Regions from separate parts of the Mus musculus genome. Here region 2 is linked to region 1. A link is a loop called in an ENCODE intact Hi-C map of the cell type or tissue named here. Cell type or tissue: gastrocnemius. All regions are shown on one strand.

Region 1 (8,000 bases):
CCTCTAACATTTATATACCCTCTGAAAAGTTTGCAGAATTCCAAACATCACACAATTGCAGAAACTATATGCAACTGGCAAAATCATGTCCCTGCTAGCGCATAAGGCAAATCATAGTTACCTACTGTGGACAGTTGGAAGCAGCCCCATTGTCCTACAGCTGGGATCAAAATGAAACCATATTTCTGTGTTTTTCAAAGAAACCAAAATTCTTACTACAATCACCTCTCAATAGTATTCATAAGGGACCAAGCTCCCATATATGATACCTTGGGGTATAAACTCAAACAACATAGAGCTGGTGATATTTCAACTCTGTGACAGAGTTATGTGTATGCAAACAGGATACCTACTGGTGGAAGTCATTGGTTAGGTTACGAAGCAGCAGTTATTCTGGTTGCTACTTTATTTGTCCATTTACGGAATATTTGATAAATGTCTATTATGTATTAGGCACTACTCCTGGACTGGTAAGTCAGACCATAGCTTGGCTCTCCTGGATCTTGATCTCTAGTGGGAGAAATAAGTAGTAGAAAATATAACAACAAATAAACTGAGTTAAAGGTACTAGAGAGAAGGAGACAGTGGTAAAGCATGCGTGGCCATAGGGAGTGCTTTAAACTAAAGGGTCAGGGAAGATCCTCGTAGAGAGCTATCAGATGAGCCGAGTCCTGTAGAATAAGAAGGACAGATGTTCCAAAGCTCTGGCAGTGGGGAGGAATTGATGCAGAATAAAGAGGATCTGTCCAAGCTTTGAGAGGAGACCTGAGTTTGGCATAGTAGTCGGACAGCAGAAGCATCAACTAGGAAAGGGTGGAAGAGAGGTAGGAGAGGAACATGGGGAGGGAGGCAGGAGCCAGATGGAAGAGAGCCCACCTCCCATTGTGAGGAGAGAGGGAGGGGGTTGCATTTGTTCCTAAGTGGCAGGGTGCCATCAGATGGGCTTTAGTGAGGAAATGACATAATATGATTAAAATCTTTAACGTGACGCTGTGTAGAGGTTGGATTGCGGGAGGCAATTTAAAGTATTGGCCAGAGTGTTCTGTCTCCTATTTGTCTCTGTCTCTCCAGATTGATCAAATCTAGTTCTTGTAATGACCTCTGCACCAAAAGCCAAGCCAAACCATGCCAAGATAAACCACAGAAACTTATTTCTGTGACATTCCCATGGAATTCTTTCTCAAGAGCGATTGGTGTTTCATCGGGCCCTTGGATATCTAGCTCACCATCTTAATTGCCTGATCTAGTTTGTCCCATTCTTAGTAAAATGTAGCACCTACCATTAAATGCTTTTGAGACAGGCTGGCTTTGTACTCCTTATAATGTCCAGGTGGACTAAAACCTATGAGCCTCCTGTCTAAGCCTCATGTTGAGAATACATGAGCGAGCTCCAAGTACAGATTTTAAACATAGTTTTGATCAACTCAGGATTCCGAAGGACTGTTAATTCCAAGTTTGCTCATTAATGAAGAAGACTAGACTAAGTCATTATAGACCAGATGCTCTTAACATGGGGCCTCTGGGTTCATCGACATACCTCATCCTCTTTCATTAATGTCTTCAGTAAACCCTTCTCCTTGTGGATTATTGGAACAGAAAGTTAAATCAAGAGGCTTTTAAGCAGAAACTACAAATGCATCCCACTCTGGTCCCCCATTCATTCTCTTCTCGCTGCTGCAAATGCCTTTACAGATACCTTTATCACTTCGTCACGTCTCATACTTCACTTAAGATTCCTTCTTTAGTTTCTTATAAATCATTCAAACCCAAAGACAACAACCTCTGTTTTCTTCTTAGATCAGGAACTGATAAGGGATGCTGCCCAGCTTGGAGGGAGAGACCGTATTGAGAGATGGCTGGAAAGCGGGCGTGGGTGGGGTAGGGGGATGTTTTTGCTTTTCCTTTCCTTTTTGGACTGATGGTTTCTGGAACTGAACTATGCCACTGACTTGCAAACTTCCTATGAGTAGGGACAGAACCTGGTAAAGACCTTGAACATAGCTAATGCAAAGGGCAAAGTCATCTGAAAAAGAATTATTATTCATTTCCCATTGCAGTTAATTTTGGCACCTTCATCAGGGTTTAAATTCTAGTACCATATCATATCAAAGGGAAAAAGTATTTGATGTACGTGTTAATTACTGCTAAGATGTAGCTACTTAAATCAAGAGTTTAATCTTCATTTGACTATTCAGAACAGCTCTGAGTAGGGGGGGTGCAGAGAGCCCCTTTTGATTTGGGTTATTTAAATAGGTGATGAGAACTTCAAGCAAAATGGCTTCCTATGTTCTAAACTGGCATTTGGATGTCTTGCAATTAGTATCCAGCAGAAGGGAAAACAGCTAAGAAAATCGAGTTCCTCTAGGAATTCCCATGTCTCTTTGCCTTTTCTCTGAAGTTGGAAGAAAGTTCTGAAAAACAGTTTCATGTGTTCAAAGGCTTGAGACTTTTGTGATAGACTAATAGTAAATGATATCTTAAAAGCATGCCAGAGGCTTAAAAATTAGATCTATGAAGAAAACAATACACGATTATTTAAAAGCACAAATTGTCAAAATGATGCTACTCTGAGATAGAGTCTTCGTGGGAAACATCTTGGATGAATCCCTAATGTGCCTGTTTTATACCATGAAAGTCTAAAACTCATCGAAATGCCATGTTATTTGCTTAGTGATTAAATCACAGACATTTGTTACAGCTTTACAAGAACATTGTTTTCTTGGATTTCCAAAGCTTTATTGCCTCAGATATAACACTTTGCTCCTAATAATCCCTATTGATTTTATTATATTACCCTATGGTTTTAGATATGTTTCACTGCCACACTCTAGCCTTAATGTGCTTTACAAAATGAGATATGCTATCATGGTTCTCAAGCCTTCTGTAGATAATGATCTTGCTCAGGATGGGTGGAAAAATGTTCATTCCTAGAGTCTGGGGTGTGTGAAAGGGGAGGTTGTCTCTGATCTTGGGCACTATCTGGACATTGCTCTATCCCAGGGTGTTCGAGGTGTTGTCAGATTGGGAGGACCACTATGAGTTGCATCTTTGAGGAGCCTCAAGAGATTTCATCTATCTCTTTGTTTTGCTTCCCTTTTGAGAGGCCTGTGGCTCGTACAACGTACTTGGTTTATGGCAATTATCCATATGCTGAACTGGCTTGTGGAGAACCCGGTGTTTTCAGAGAAAGTCATGGAACCTCTGGGTAAGGTTTAAAATGTCTTTTCAAGATGCTTTCTAAATGTTGTTTAAAATGGTGATTTATTTGATCTCAGGTTGACTTGACACCCCCATTCTTTAGATAAAGGTTTTGGGTCTGCAGAACAGAGGGTCACCATGCAGGAGTTGGGAAAGGAGTCTGGCTGGTGAGTATAGGAAGGACAGCCCCTGAGAGTCCTCCTGGCTGTTACTGAGGGACACAGGGAACCATGTGTCTCATACTAACCAGCTCTCAGTGTGGCTAACTCTTCATTATACTTTACAGGAGACTAGATTCTTGATATCTGGGGGCTCAGATTCTACTAGAGTTAAGTACAGCAGCTTTTTCTGAGTCCTGATTCCACTTCTCACTGTCTTAACTGTCTGTGCCTAGTGCTTCATCAGCAACAATTGCATAAATGCCCACAGTAGATCTCATAGGTAGGTATCAAGTCTCACCATATAGTCTGGAGTTGGCTTTGACCTCTCTCTGTCTCTAGCGTCAGACTCCCAACTGCTTATATTACATACCCTGCTAAGAGATATACTAATATTAACTCTTTCATTTATTTAAAAATGTTTATTTTTATCACTTTAAATTATGTGTATGTACGTGTGTTTCTGTGTGGTTATGTGCTCATGAATACAGGTGCCTGTAGAGGCCAGGGGCACCAGACCCTCCTAGAGCTGGGGTTTCAGAAAATTATGAGCTACCTGATGCGCATGCTAGGGACCCTCTGGAAGAGTGGTACATTTCCTTAACCATTGAGCATCTTTCCTGCCCCTTAGCTCCCTGCCTGCCCAGCAGGCATGGACAGGTTAACTATCACTCCTAAGGCCAGAGTGCTACTTAGAGATGGTCCCACAAAAAACTAACCATCACAACACTTAGCTTCCAAGGCTTTAAACTAACTACTATACTTATACTATACTTATACTATATACTTATAACTTACAAAGAATCACCCACTATTTAGGTTCGGAAAACAGAAATAGGCAGTCATTTGTCTACGGTGACAAAACCCAAACTCTTCGTTTTTCAAATACACCCACACAGTGGAAGATCTATGAACATGTCATGGGGAGGGAAGCTGAAGACAGAAGCAGACTGCTCCATGAGCAAACTTGCCCCTCCTTGCAGTGTCTGACACAGCCCCTAGGGGTCAGTGTTTAAATCAGCATGCTGCCTCAGTATGGATTGTTTGAAGGCATGCAGGGACCCTCTTCCCTGTACGTGCTGCATTTCACTCTAATTTCAAATTCATAGGGAGGAAGGGATGATGTCGTATTCTAGCTGAGGTTGAGACAAACCTGGGACTTTGTGATCACCAAAGTTCCTGTGTGGTCTTGATGGAGAGGGAAACCAATACGAAGGAGCAAATGAGACCACATGAAGCTGATGGGTTGTAAGGAAGGAGAGGGGTGCCTGTGCCCAGGGTCTGTGCATAGGCTTTCAAGTCAGCACTTAAAATTAAACATCATAAAGGGAAAGTCACCGTGGAACATCAAGTTGGAAAACAGACACATACATGGAGATCTGTATCCTCAGCAGACTACAGAAAAAAGTCCCCCCTCCCTCTGCTATTAAACACATCGAGCCTGTCCTGCTCAGCTCCGAAGGTGCTGCCGGTAGAAGTCTTAGGACATTGAAGAACTCACAGTGAGTGGTTCTCTGCATGTGAGTGCTAACTGGCCAGAATGAAAGACACAGGCAAAATGGAGTGTCTGAGGAGTGAGGCTCTCCTGGCCTGCCATGTTGCTTCCTACCTGGAGCCAAGAGGGTCCCTCCTCACTGATGATGATGATGATGTGGATTTAGTGCTTTGAGATCCCTGGAGGACAAGTCAGGACACAAATGAGGACAGTGCCTTTTGGATCCAAATCAATAGGAATAAAGAAGGAGGAAGATGACAGGGAGAACAGGGGGTGCCAGAGAGAGAGGTGAAGTTTGTGTGTCCCCAGATCATCTCTTTTCTCCTTAAACAGATTATTTTTTTCTTCTCTGATTTCTGCATGGGAGAAAAACAAAACCTGAGATCTTTCTTAGAACACGAAGCATGAATCACTCCCGCCAGACAGAAGAAGAAAGTGCCATCAGGTGTTTAAAATGCAATTATGTTTGGAAAGGCTAAGACTTAGATGTTTATTTTCAGCAGACAAACAAGTACATGTCTGTACAGTGTGGAAACTCTCTCTCCTTTCCATTCAGGTGGCCCCAGAGTAGTCAGGGACACCCTCCTGGGTAGGTCACCTGACAGATTAGGCTCACCAAGCCCAGGCTACACGTTGTGTAATTCAGCATTAAGTATGCTATTGATTCACTGAAGTGCTGCCATGGATGTTAATGGAGACAAATATTGTGGCTGTGAGTTTTCAAAGGGCTGAGTAATTCCCAGACATCAATAACATCTGTTATGATGTAATGCAGGGCAACCTCAAGATGCTTGACTTGGGGCCAATCATGGGACAGGGCCTCTGGGAGGAAAAGGAGCTAAGATATTGCTAAGTCTGGGGACTTCAGACTGTGCCCTGTTGTAGGAATAAGAAAAGTTCCTTCCCTTGCTGTCCACAGCTGCAATAACAACATAGCAGGACCACCATGATTCCACCCAATCCTGCTACCACTTAACTGGACATATGTGATCACAGAGATTGCATTCAGAGAGGGCAGGGGACTTGTGTAAGGTCAATCATCCAGGTAGCTACAGACTAGGCTTAAAAGTAGGGTCTTGGGATTTCATACAGGTCTATTCTTGATACTTGCCAGTACGATTTCTGAAATCCACTTGAATATATGGCCAGGAGCAAGTGATATTTCCTTCTAAAAAGCTTCACTGAGACACTCAGGGTCAGTAATTGGAAGGAATCAATTACTCTCAAACAAATCCCCATTTCAGTCAAATTCTGCAGGCTGCCCAATCTTTCCTACACTCAGGTTCATTCTCTGCACTGCTTCTCACATTATCTGAAAGATGAATCTGATCGTGTCACTCTCTAGAATGAAGACCTCCATCAGCCTCTCCATCTCTCCTCAGAATAAACATGCTCCCGGTACATCCTCACTCCCAGGCTGCACAGTCTCCTATCCTGTCCCTGTTCTTCCCAGCATGCTGAACATTGCTGTTGTTCCAGACCTGTTTAACCTCCTAACCCTGCAAATAAGCAATTCCCCATGATTGGACCACCTCCTCCCTCTTTGCTGCTCAGGAAACACCTACCCATCGCACTAGCCCCCAAGAACCACGGCAGATAAAAAAGAGTTTTTCTGTAGAGTTCCAGAACACTGTCCATCTGTTGTTAATCATAGGGGTTGCCAAAGACATGACGTTTCTTTGCTTACCTATTTTTGTTTTCAAATTTGAACTTCAGTGCTCAAGATTTGTCTTTACTTTGACTTCAGGACATAGAGGAATAGATCTCTAATTGACTGATAATCTTTCACCCAGTTGGTTAGGTTTCATAATGCTGGAAGGTGCTATTCAGGCTGCTGGAAGAGCAGACATTAATAGTTTTATCCAGCACTCGACATTCCATGCTACAGTTCTGACATATCAGCCAAGATGTGCCCCACTACTGTAATAGTGGCATGACTGTTATGGGGTTACTGGATGCTTTTTGATTGGATCTGAAGTCTGCTCAACAGGAGGGAATTTTATGCTTCTACAACGTGGGGGTCCTAAGTCCTAAGTCAGAACCTGTATTTTGTTAAATGATAAAGTTATGAAATTGCCTTCTAAATATTTCTATTTATACCTACAGACATGGGCTGCTCTCAATCTTAATTGGAGACACCTGTTTGTTTATTTGTTTATTTGTTTATTTATCTTAACAGTGAGTATAGGTCAATGGAGAGAATAAGGGGCTAAGCGCTCAGTCCTAAGTGGGATACTTTATTAGCTTCAATAACCCCCAGAAAGGCTCAGGGAACACGGAGGAAGAGCCTGAATTTAAGAGCCCAAGGACGGGAAGGAGTGCTGTGAAAGGCTTTCATCTGGGCATGAATGGCATGAGCATTGTGACCGTGTCTACACACACCAGTTGAGGCTACCCGCACAAGTGTTACTCAAGATCAAGCCAATAGCTGTGTATATATGGGGGAGATGATCTCTAGGACCTACCCCTTATAGAGGAGCTCCTGGCTGCTAAGTCAGGAAAAAAAAAATCATTCTTTAGGGTATGGCCACTAGCAAGCTTTCCATACCCCAGCAGATGACCACACACTCATACACACAAGGGTAAGACCAACTGAACTTAGTCAGTCACTCAAAAAGAAGACATGACATTAGAATAAACATGTGTTGAAGAAGATACAGGCAGAGTTGGAAGGTAGAAAGGGCAGTATATGTGTTAATATTTCACTGTGTACATGTCTGAAATTCTCAAAGAACATCTGTGCTCTTGGCACATGTAGGACGGGATGCTGTAGACGATTCTTTGCTGTTTAGATAAATGGGTTTGGAATCAGAAGCCCGTTAAGATGAGAGTTTATATCAGGGCTTAGGGTAAGCACACTGGCCCTGTGAAATACAGGTTTTTATAGAATTGGGTCTTGAGACCCTCCAGGGATTGAGAACTGAGGTCAGAAAAACAAGCCTTCTCTTAGCCACGTTAGGTAACTTGGAAGGGGTCTACAAGGTTGGGTGATCCCTTGCCACCATGCTCCTTGAAATTAGTGTCCTCAAGCTTATGTGCATCAGATACCATCCTGAGGACTATAATCCTGACATTCTAACGGATGAAGTTGCACACAGATTCAGCAGACATTAGAGTGATGAGCAACAGTAACAGACCAGTGTTCAGTA
Region 2 (8,000 bases), 350 kb after region 1:
TTCATCCTGAATGGTTTTCCCTCCAAAAGCCAAGGAATATCATGTACCTGTACAGAAGCCAGATCTCCTGTGTGTCTTTCTCCATCCCTACACACTTGGCTATGGACCCTTCCAAACTTCTTCAAGTATAAGGAGTGCCTCACGGTCCCAGATCAGGAGAAGTAATATTGTGACTTTAAAAACAAAATAACACTACAGTCTTAAGATCTGGAGGCCAAACTGTCTCCCACATGTGCCTGCTCTCTTTTTCTTCTGTCTACCTGCCTCCTCTCTTTCTCCCCATTTGTCCCCAGCCCTAAACCTAAGATCATCAACTTATAAAAGGAAAAGCCTACAGGTTTGGGGGTGGGGCTCTGTCCATGATGGGCAGGTCAGCACACTATAATGGGGCACAGGCAGTAGAACCCAGTCAGTCACCTCCTCACCAGGAAACAAATGAGGGGCCATCATCTTTTGATCTCTCTCAAGGACACATCCCCAAAGGTCCGAAAGCCTCTGCTGCACCCATTCCTAAACATCCACTACCTCCCTATAGTAATGCCCTGGAGACTATGACTTTAATACCTGGGTCTTTGTGAGCCACTCGAAAATCCACACTGCTGTATAAGTGGGATGAGAAGAGTGCCTTTGAGCACCACTGGCTTCCGTCACCCTCCTAGTGGCTGCTGGATTCAGCAACTCAGACATGTGGTTCCCCTTTAGTGATTTGGATTGAAGAAAGAGGCCCAGAGGCCTAGTGATGAGAACATCTATTTTTTTTTTTATGAATTGAAAAATAAAATGACAGTAAGCAGCTAGCAGATCCCAGTTCACAATGAAATGAATATCAATGTCTATGGTGGTATTGACCTTGAAGATTTTTTTTTCTCTCAAATATAAAATGAGAACTCTTGTGGTGCATTATGATAGACGTTCTGAATCTCTTCACTCTACAAAGCCGAAACTCTCCCTTTATGAACCTGTGCATCTCTAGTGTACAGCGCTGAGTTTAAAATAAACATTCTAAAGTGCAGGTGAAGACAAGCGATGCCCGAGCTTAGCTGCATTCTTCCCCGTCAGCGTAGATCACTACGCAGCTTTCCCCGTTCTATGGAGGTGGGACAGGCCTCAAAGTCCCATTGAGAAGAAGGGCTCTTCATTTATTTCTTCTAAGCTGTAAGGAAGGCAGTGATGACAGCCTGGCATAAGTGCCATGTCCCCATTCCCGTGTGCTTGATCTCACTGTGAGTTTGGGTTTCCTAGACTCAGGGCTCGCTCCGTGTAAATCCTTGGTTCCATTCTCTCCAGCGACAAATCACCCGAGGGTAATGTAATATGAAAACCATTAGCAGTAGCTCCCTTGAGTCACCTTAAATCCTCTGGTGAGAAGCATCTCTCAAACCTCTGTGGGCTCGGTGTCAGCAGTGTTCACGCAAGAGCCGGCGAGGCAAGAAGGCACAGACGCCAGATTCAGAACCGAGAAGCATCAAGTTCATTCAAATCCTATCTCTCTCTCTCTCTCTCTCTCTCTCTCTCTCTCTCCCTCCCTCCCTCTCTCTCTCTCTCTCTCCCTCCCTCCCCCCCCTCTCTCTCTCTCTGTATGTTTGTGTGTTTGTGTGTATGTGTGTGCACATATGTGTGTGTGTGGGGGGGGGGTCATTAAGGTACAGGCTGCTGGGCCAAATCCAAGAGTCTCTGATTTAGGTTTGAATCCTGAGAACTCTTTCTTCTACCCCCTGGATGCTGCTACTGGTGAACCAGCTGACCTGCAGCCTACATGTTGAAAAGCACTGTGACAGAGAAGCTGGGAGCCCTAAGAAGGCTGGAACACTCCTCTGACATATCAAAGAGTTTCCAGCTAAGATTACATACATTACGTTTGTATCTACCGATAGAGGGATATGTGACCACACCACCAGATCCCCTTTTCTCTGCAGTTGTGAATGAGCAAAGCCAATAGAGTTCACATCAGTTCAAAAATCAATGACAGGAGTGAAAAGGATAATCTAACTAAAACCTAAATAAATAACAGTAGAAAACTCTTAAACATTTTCCTTGGCATGAATTTGGTTATTGATCTTAGAACGCCTTCTAAGGTTGGGAAGGCAATGTAGGGTTTTGTATTATTTTAGCAGGAGACCAGAAGAGGAGGGTAATAACGGTTTCTGAATGGGATTTGATTCTGGGTAACTCTAAATGTTATTTTTTGCCTACAATGCATGAATACCTGTCTGTGAATTTTTTTTTCCTGCCCTGGTTTGGTGAAGAGAAAACACAAAGCAAATTTCAAGCCTGGAAAGGGGGCACTTGTGAGAGTTTGGAGCCCAGGCAACCATTGGCTGACAGTGCAGCTCGAATATCACCCCTGTGGCCGAGGAAGGGGCTCAGGCCACAGGATGAAAAGCCAGAATCTGACGTCTTCCATGGCAACATCTATCTGCCCTGCATTCTTGCTCTGATTCTATCTTAAAGGTGCTTTTAAACTCTCAGGGAACTTTCATGTTTCACTAGTTTATCATAAGTGTCTATCTTAAGCCAATATTATGATTTTAAGCATGGCCTAGGCAGATACGTGTCACCTTCCAAAGAGATTTCTAACACCAGGTAAGCTTTCTGCTGAAGCCAAAGTGAGGAGAATCGGAAGCCGAATGACATTCAGGCTCGCCCGCCTTCCAAGACTCTTTTTCACTTCTTTTTAATGACCATTATTAATCATTTCAGAACTATATAGTCTCCTGGCATTTTTACTATTACAGACTTAGAGGGAGAGAAAGGGGAGGGAGGGTGGGAGGGAGAGAGAAAGAGAGAGAGAACAATTTTGATGTCGTGAAATGCCTTTTTTGTGTAGAGTAGTATCATTTTCGGATCACAGAGCAAACACAAGCCTAACCTCTCCCTGGGCCAAATGGGGTTTAATTAAAAAAAAAATCTGTTGAAGGGAAGTTAGAGGGGAGGGAGTTGGGTGTGATGGATGCTTGTTAAGAAATGAGCATTTGCTTTTCTAAACATTAAGCTAAACTGGAACTGGCTGGCGGAGGGACAGAGTGACAAGCCACTTGGGAAGCTCCCCATATTGTCTTCATCCCTTTGTGCAGGAGAAGACGTTTCCTCTGTGTTCTCAGCTCTTCCCATCCCACGTAGACCTTACAGAAGAGAATCGCAGGTCACACTAGGTTGCTTGGCTCATAGACACTCACAGGGCTGCCAAAACAACATCGTGACTGATATCCTTCCCAACAACCTGGAAGACAGGGCTCTTAGGGTCTTCTATCCTGTCACTTGACAGTTATGTGATCTTCAGGCAAAGCCTCGGTTGTTATCATTAGCAAATGGGTTTAGCCATCCCTGCTTCACTCGGCTGCTACAGTGCTAAGTCAGAGAATATATACAAGGCTCAACCAAGGACCTGATCCTGAGACCTCAAGGATGCTTTTCCACAGCTGGTCCAGTTGACTCAGTAGCCACAGGTTTCAGGGAATATAAAAATACCAGACAGCAGCATCCAAGGCTATTACTGATCTGGCTGAGGTTTCTACTGCTTCTCCTTTCCCAGTCCACGTTCAGGGTGAGAACCCAAAGCTCTACTAGAAACCTGGCTTGTGAAAAGAATGGTATGCGACCAAGCTAGGGGACTAGGAAAACAACAAAGCCAAGGTCACATGTCTTATCGTTACAGCAAATCTTAATTTAGGAGGGGTGTCTAATATTTTCATCAGGTCCTAAAATTATACACAAAGACTAGAATGGTTTGTGATCTGGACTAAGGCTTTGACTTTTTTTATGCAAAAACCTTTCTGTTTTGACAGAAACTGCTTAGATGGTCTCTGCCATTCACCACTTAATCTCCCTGTTCACTGAAGACTAAATATCTTCTCTCTAACTTTGCTGCCTTCTATGCCTGGGAACAGCAGCTGGAAAGACACATTGAGCAGGTAACAGCTCACCTCATTGCAATAACAACAGCAATGGACGACTACAATGGTGAGTCCAGTAAGGAATGTGGTTTGGATTTAGGCAAACCTCACAGAAAATTCCACTAACAACCTAAATCAACAGAATGGTCACATGACATCCGATGACTTCAAGCAACATCAATGACCCGTTCTACCAAACACTTGGGTCATGCAGACCAGGCAAGACTGTGGTATACCCCTGACAATGGTCCCGTCCTTCCTTCATCACATCTCCACAACTTCAATTGTTGATGCATGGACTAACTTGGGAGGGGGGCGCTCAGGTACATCGCATAACTCTGAAGGGCAAGCTGGCACATTGGAGATTACTAGAAAGAATGATGGTAAGGAGTTTTGGGGCCACCCTCCTACCGTTTGTCCTGAAGAGCATAGTACAGTATACCTGCTTTTAGCCTGGCATTGACATTTTAGAAGGACACCCTATTAAACACATGCAATTGGTGGCAAGTTTCCTCGAATGGTGTCCCTCGAATTTAGTATCTCTTTCCAGAGATGAAAACAGAATTCACCTCAACAGCCTGCTCAAGGCACCAGGAATAAGGATACTACTTTGCAGCATGGGAACAGCACACCCACTTTGATGGGGTGTGAAGCACTTGGAACCATGGAGAATAGTAGAGGGTTCAGGACTAACAGAGCGAATGCCGGCTCAAGGAAGACACCTTCTGTGGCTAACCCCTCTGGGGGAGGACTGAGATTCAATACATTCAGGAAAAGCCCTCATTGCAGAGAAATGCTGGTGAACTGCAATTGCTCTATCTCCTTTGTGCAGTTCTTCCAGGACCCCTTGAGCATTATTAATTGAACCCACCTAGCTTTAGCCTCTTTGTGTAGGAATTCCTCTGAACATTCTACTTTCACTACCTAGTGGGCTCTGAAAAGTAGAATCCAGCCTCTCCCTGGGAGGTTAAACTGTGGCTACTTCTTCATCTGCACCCCTTCGGGGTGGGATGAGGTGGCAGAAGGGCCCAGCTTCAGGCAGCCCTGCTGTGCCTTAAACCACTGGGCACCCATCCCTCTGCAGGTTACGCTGGGCTCACTCCTTTGCAAGCGCGGCTGCTGCCACCATCAGGCTGACTTGGGGACTGCAATCTTCTTCGTATGTCTGATTCCCCAAACATTTTTGCTAACTCCCATCTCAGCAGTTGACTCTCTTAAAGGCTCAGCACCCTGTGTGAGAAAATGGCTTCAGAAGCAAGCTTCCCAAAGAGCTGAAGTTCAACTTAAACATGGAGTGAACCCTAACATTTATAACCAAGGCATAGAAAAGTGCAAGTCTCACAATATAGGGAACAGAGCAACTGGGGGATTAAGTGGTGGTTTCTCCTTAGTCGTCAGGGCAGCTAGGCAACTAGGCAACTAGGCAGCAGAGGATGAAAGCCTTCTTGTACAGTACTTGGATGCATACTTAACTTTTTGTTCCCTGAATGCTTACTTACCCAGAGAGTCAACTAAGCCCCAGTGTGACTCCGAAGCTGTCATAGCTCCCAGCATTGCCAAGGGTGACAGGTGGACTGTCACACTGCACCAGAGTGAAGTCACCTGTGACATTTGCAGGTGACTGACAGAAATGGGCACTGACATGCATTGGAGAACAGAAGGGCACAAGGGTTCCTTGCTGAAGCCCAGGAAGTGAGTGGCTTGCCAGGGGATGTTTCTCTTGGCAGCATCCCTGGTGACTTGTGAGCATCCGAGGTCTTCCTTGGAGAAATACCTTTAAATAAACTTTAAGCATCCCTGGGACTCTAACTTGGGCACTTCAACATCTTTATGTGTGCTGACATCACAGGTTCTGGTTTTTTTTCCCTTTCCTTAACTCTTATATTTCATCTGATAGTTTTGAATTTATTCAGAGACTTCTAGGTAGCCAATTGAATGCTAGACACTGGCGTGATAAAAGGTAGGATATTTTAACCAACTGATTATGATAAGCTCCTTGATTTACAGATATCTAAAGGTGGAAGTAGAGGTGGAGAAGAGAACAAGGGAAGTACACAAATGACTTCTTGACTACATTTCAGCCTTGCCACTTCCCAGGCACTAGTGCTCTGGAAACTTTGAGCCTTTGGGGTAAAGACAAACTTCAGAAATGTGTCAGAGTCTGGGATCATAAAGAACTAGGACTACAAGGCTGGGTTACCGTCTGAAGGTCAACCCTGGCACTGAGCTCCTCGATCTTTCTAAGGAACAGCTAAAATCCCCTCTTTATGCTTGGACACATATGGATGATTACCACAAATATACAAACGTGCAAGAGATAAAGCTTAGTAGGAAAGCATTTTCATAGTGAGGCCCACCTACAGTTCTGAGAGGTGTGGTGGTGCTGGTGGTGTGTGTGTGTGTGCGGGGGGAGGGGGGAGGTGAGCGATGAGAACAAGGTTTTCCTTCCATCCCAGCATCTGATCTTCTAATGCATAGTTTATGTTTATGATCTGAAGCAGCCGGAAGCTACCAGCTCCTCCATGAAGCACCAACCCACACAAAACAAGACTGGGAAGAACTTTGATCAGACATCACCTTTCTAGGGGCTGACAGCATCCAACCTGCCTCCGTTGCTATTTCGATAAAATGGGGTGCTACTTGTGCACTGTATTTCTGAAGATTTGCATAGATGCTAATTATCCTAGCCATCATTATGCAAACAGAGGTATTGTTACTACTATTATCATCAACACGGCCAAAAGAATTTGCTAGGTACCAAAGAGATCTTGAATACATGATCTACCTCCTAGAAAACTATCCAAAACAACCCAATTGTTGCTAAGAGGTAGAGTCCTCAACCACTCTTCTGTCCTTTCTTACCAGCTGGCGTCCTGCATTCCTGATGACCTGAATTCATCTTTGAAAACACTCACAATAGAGTCCTGCTCAACAGGCCAGCCTCAGACAAGACAGTCAGAAATCGAAGGCTTTGAAAATGCCGCTGACTAGTTCTTGTAGGACATTTAGGGGCTTTGTCCCCCCCCCCCCCCACTGAGCTTCCTGCCAGCTACCATAGGTTCCTGGAGAGAATAGGCACAGAAGACATGGGTAAATCTGAGGACATATATTCTCTACTCCTGAATGGAAGGCTCCTTTGCATGGGAGACTTGTGAAACATTTCTGACATTTGAATAGAGCCCTCTAAGGTGCTACCTCGGCTCCCCTGATGCCTACAGTTTACTTTTTCTTGAGAACAAGAAAGACATTGCCAGCAGAATGCCCCAGGGAAGCTTCTCTTCTTCCTCCCTTCTGACTTATTGTTCCTCCTCATTGCTGTGTTTGCTCTGTCCCTGTATCCTTCAGGGGTCTTCAGAAAGAGTTAACTCCCATCCCTCATATCCTCCAACCACCCATAGTTCAGGTGTCCCCAGCATTCCATGCCTCTGGTGCTTTGAGCTCTCCTCAGCACCTCTTATCTGCCTTCCCTTGGGTGGGCAGACCAACAGTTAACTAGGTTCCCCATTGCTATTTTATTGTCCACTTTCCCATATCTGAACATACCAGCCATAAAGAAAGATGATCTGGAAAGAGGAAAGTGTACTTCCACTCAATTCTACAAGTTTTCAGCCTCAGGGAAGTACAGAGACTACCAAGAATAACAAGTGAATCCCCACAGCTCTGATATGGAGAGGACGACAGACCCCAAACTACTAACCATCTTTTAAGATACTGACTTCATCCTGTCAATCCATCCTTAAAACATGTATCATGTTATTCACAGCCATGAGCCAGCCAGCTTTGCCTTCCCCAAGGCTCCTCTCTCCTTTCAAACACATCCATTCTAGGCTCTGCTGCTAAGTATGCCATATTCTCTTCAGTCCTCCTGCCTGTGCACACTCCCAGGTACAGCCCGGACTACTTGCTTCATGCTTTACCCAGAGCACACCTATACATCTTTTAAGAGCAAGCACGCATGGCATCTCTTCTGGACACCCTTTTATGATGCCCTGGGCTGTCTCTGCTGTTTGTAGAGCATCATTCTATAGCCTTCGTGGAAGTGTTGCCTCTCTGTCCAGAAATATGGCCTCACCTATTTCCACAGCAGTCTCTGACACCACACCTACC

Evidence for each region. Hi-C counts contacts between places; a loop is a spot of excess contacts. Peaks named below come from ENCODE experiments on the same cell type or tissue, not always from the same donor. Only the 100,000 strongest peaks of a DNase experiment are listed, where the experiment ranks them.
Region 2: a loop joins it to region 1, with 2.7 times the contacts of the local background. A loop is called at or near these places in 12 of 42 quality-filtered maps.

The regions. Positions count from the first base shown.
Region 1 is chr9:34,844,227-34,852,226 of GRCm38, reverse strand. The region is part of intron 1 of Kirrel3 (kirre like nephrin family adhesion molecule 3); the gene reads right to left. Gm33561 (a long non-coding RNA gene) reads left to right here. Exons shown (of 4, transcript XR_001779121.2): 1 at 1-3,205. Among named protein-coding and RNA genes, the nearest start is that of Gm33561, 7.0 kb to the left of the region's middle. In gastrocnemius, a CTCF peak has its summit at 4,345; DNase peaks (open chromatin) are centred at 878 and 4,355.
Region 2 is chr9:34,495,849-34,503,848 of GRCm38, reverse strand. The region is part of intron 1 of Kirrel3 (kirre like nephrin family adhesion molecule 3); the gene reads right to left. Among named protein-coding and RNA genes, the nearest start is that of Kirrel3, 11 kb to the right of the region's middle. In gastrocnemius, a CTCF peak has its summit at 5,022 (motif pointing left); DNase peaks (open chromatin) are centred at 3,139, 5,017 and 5,515.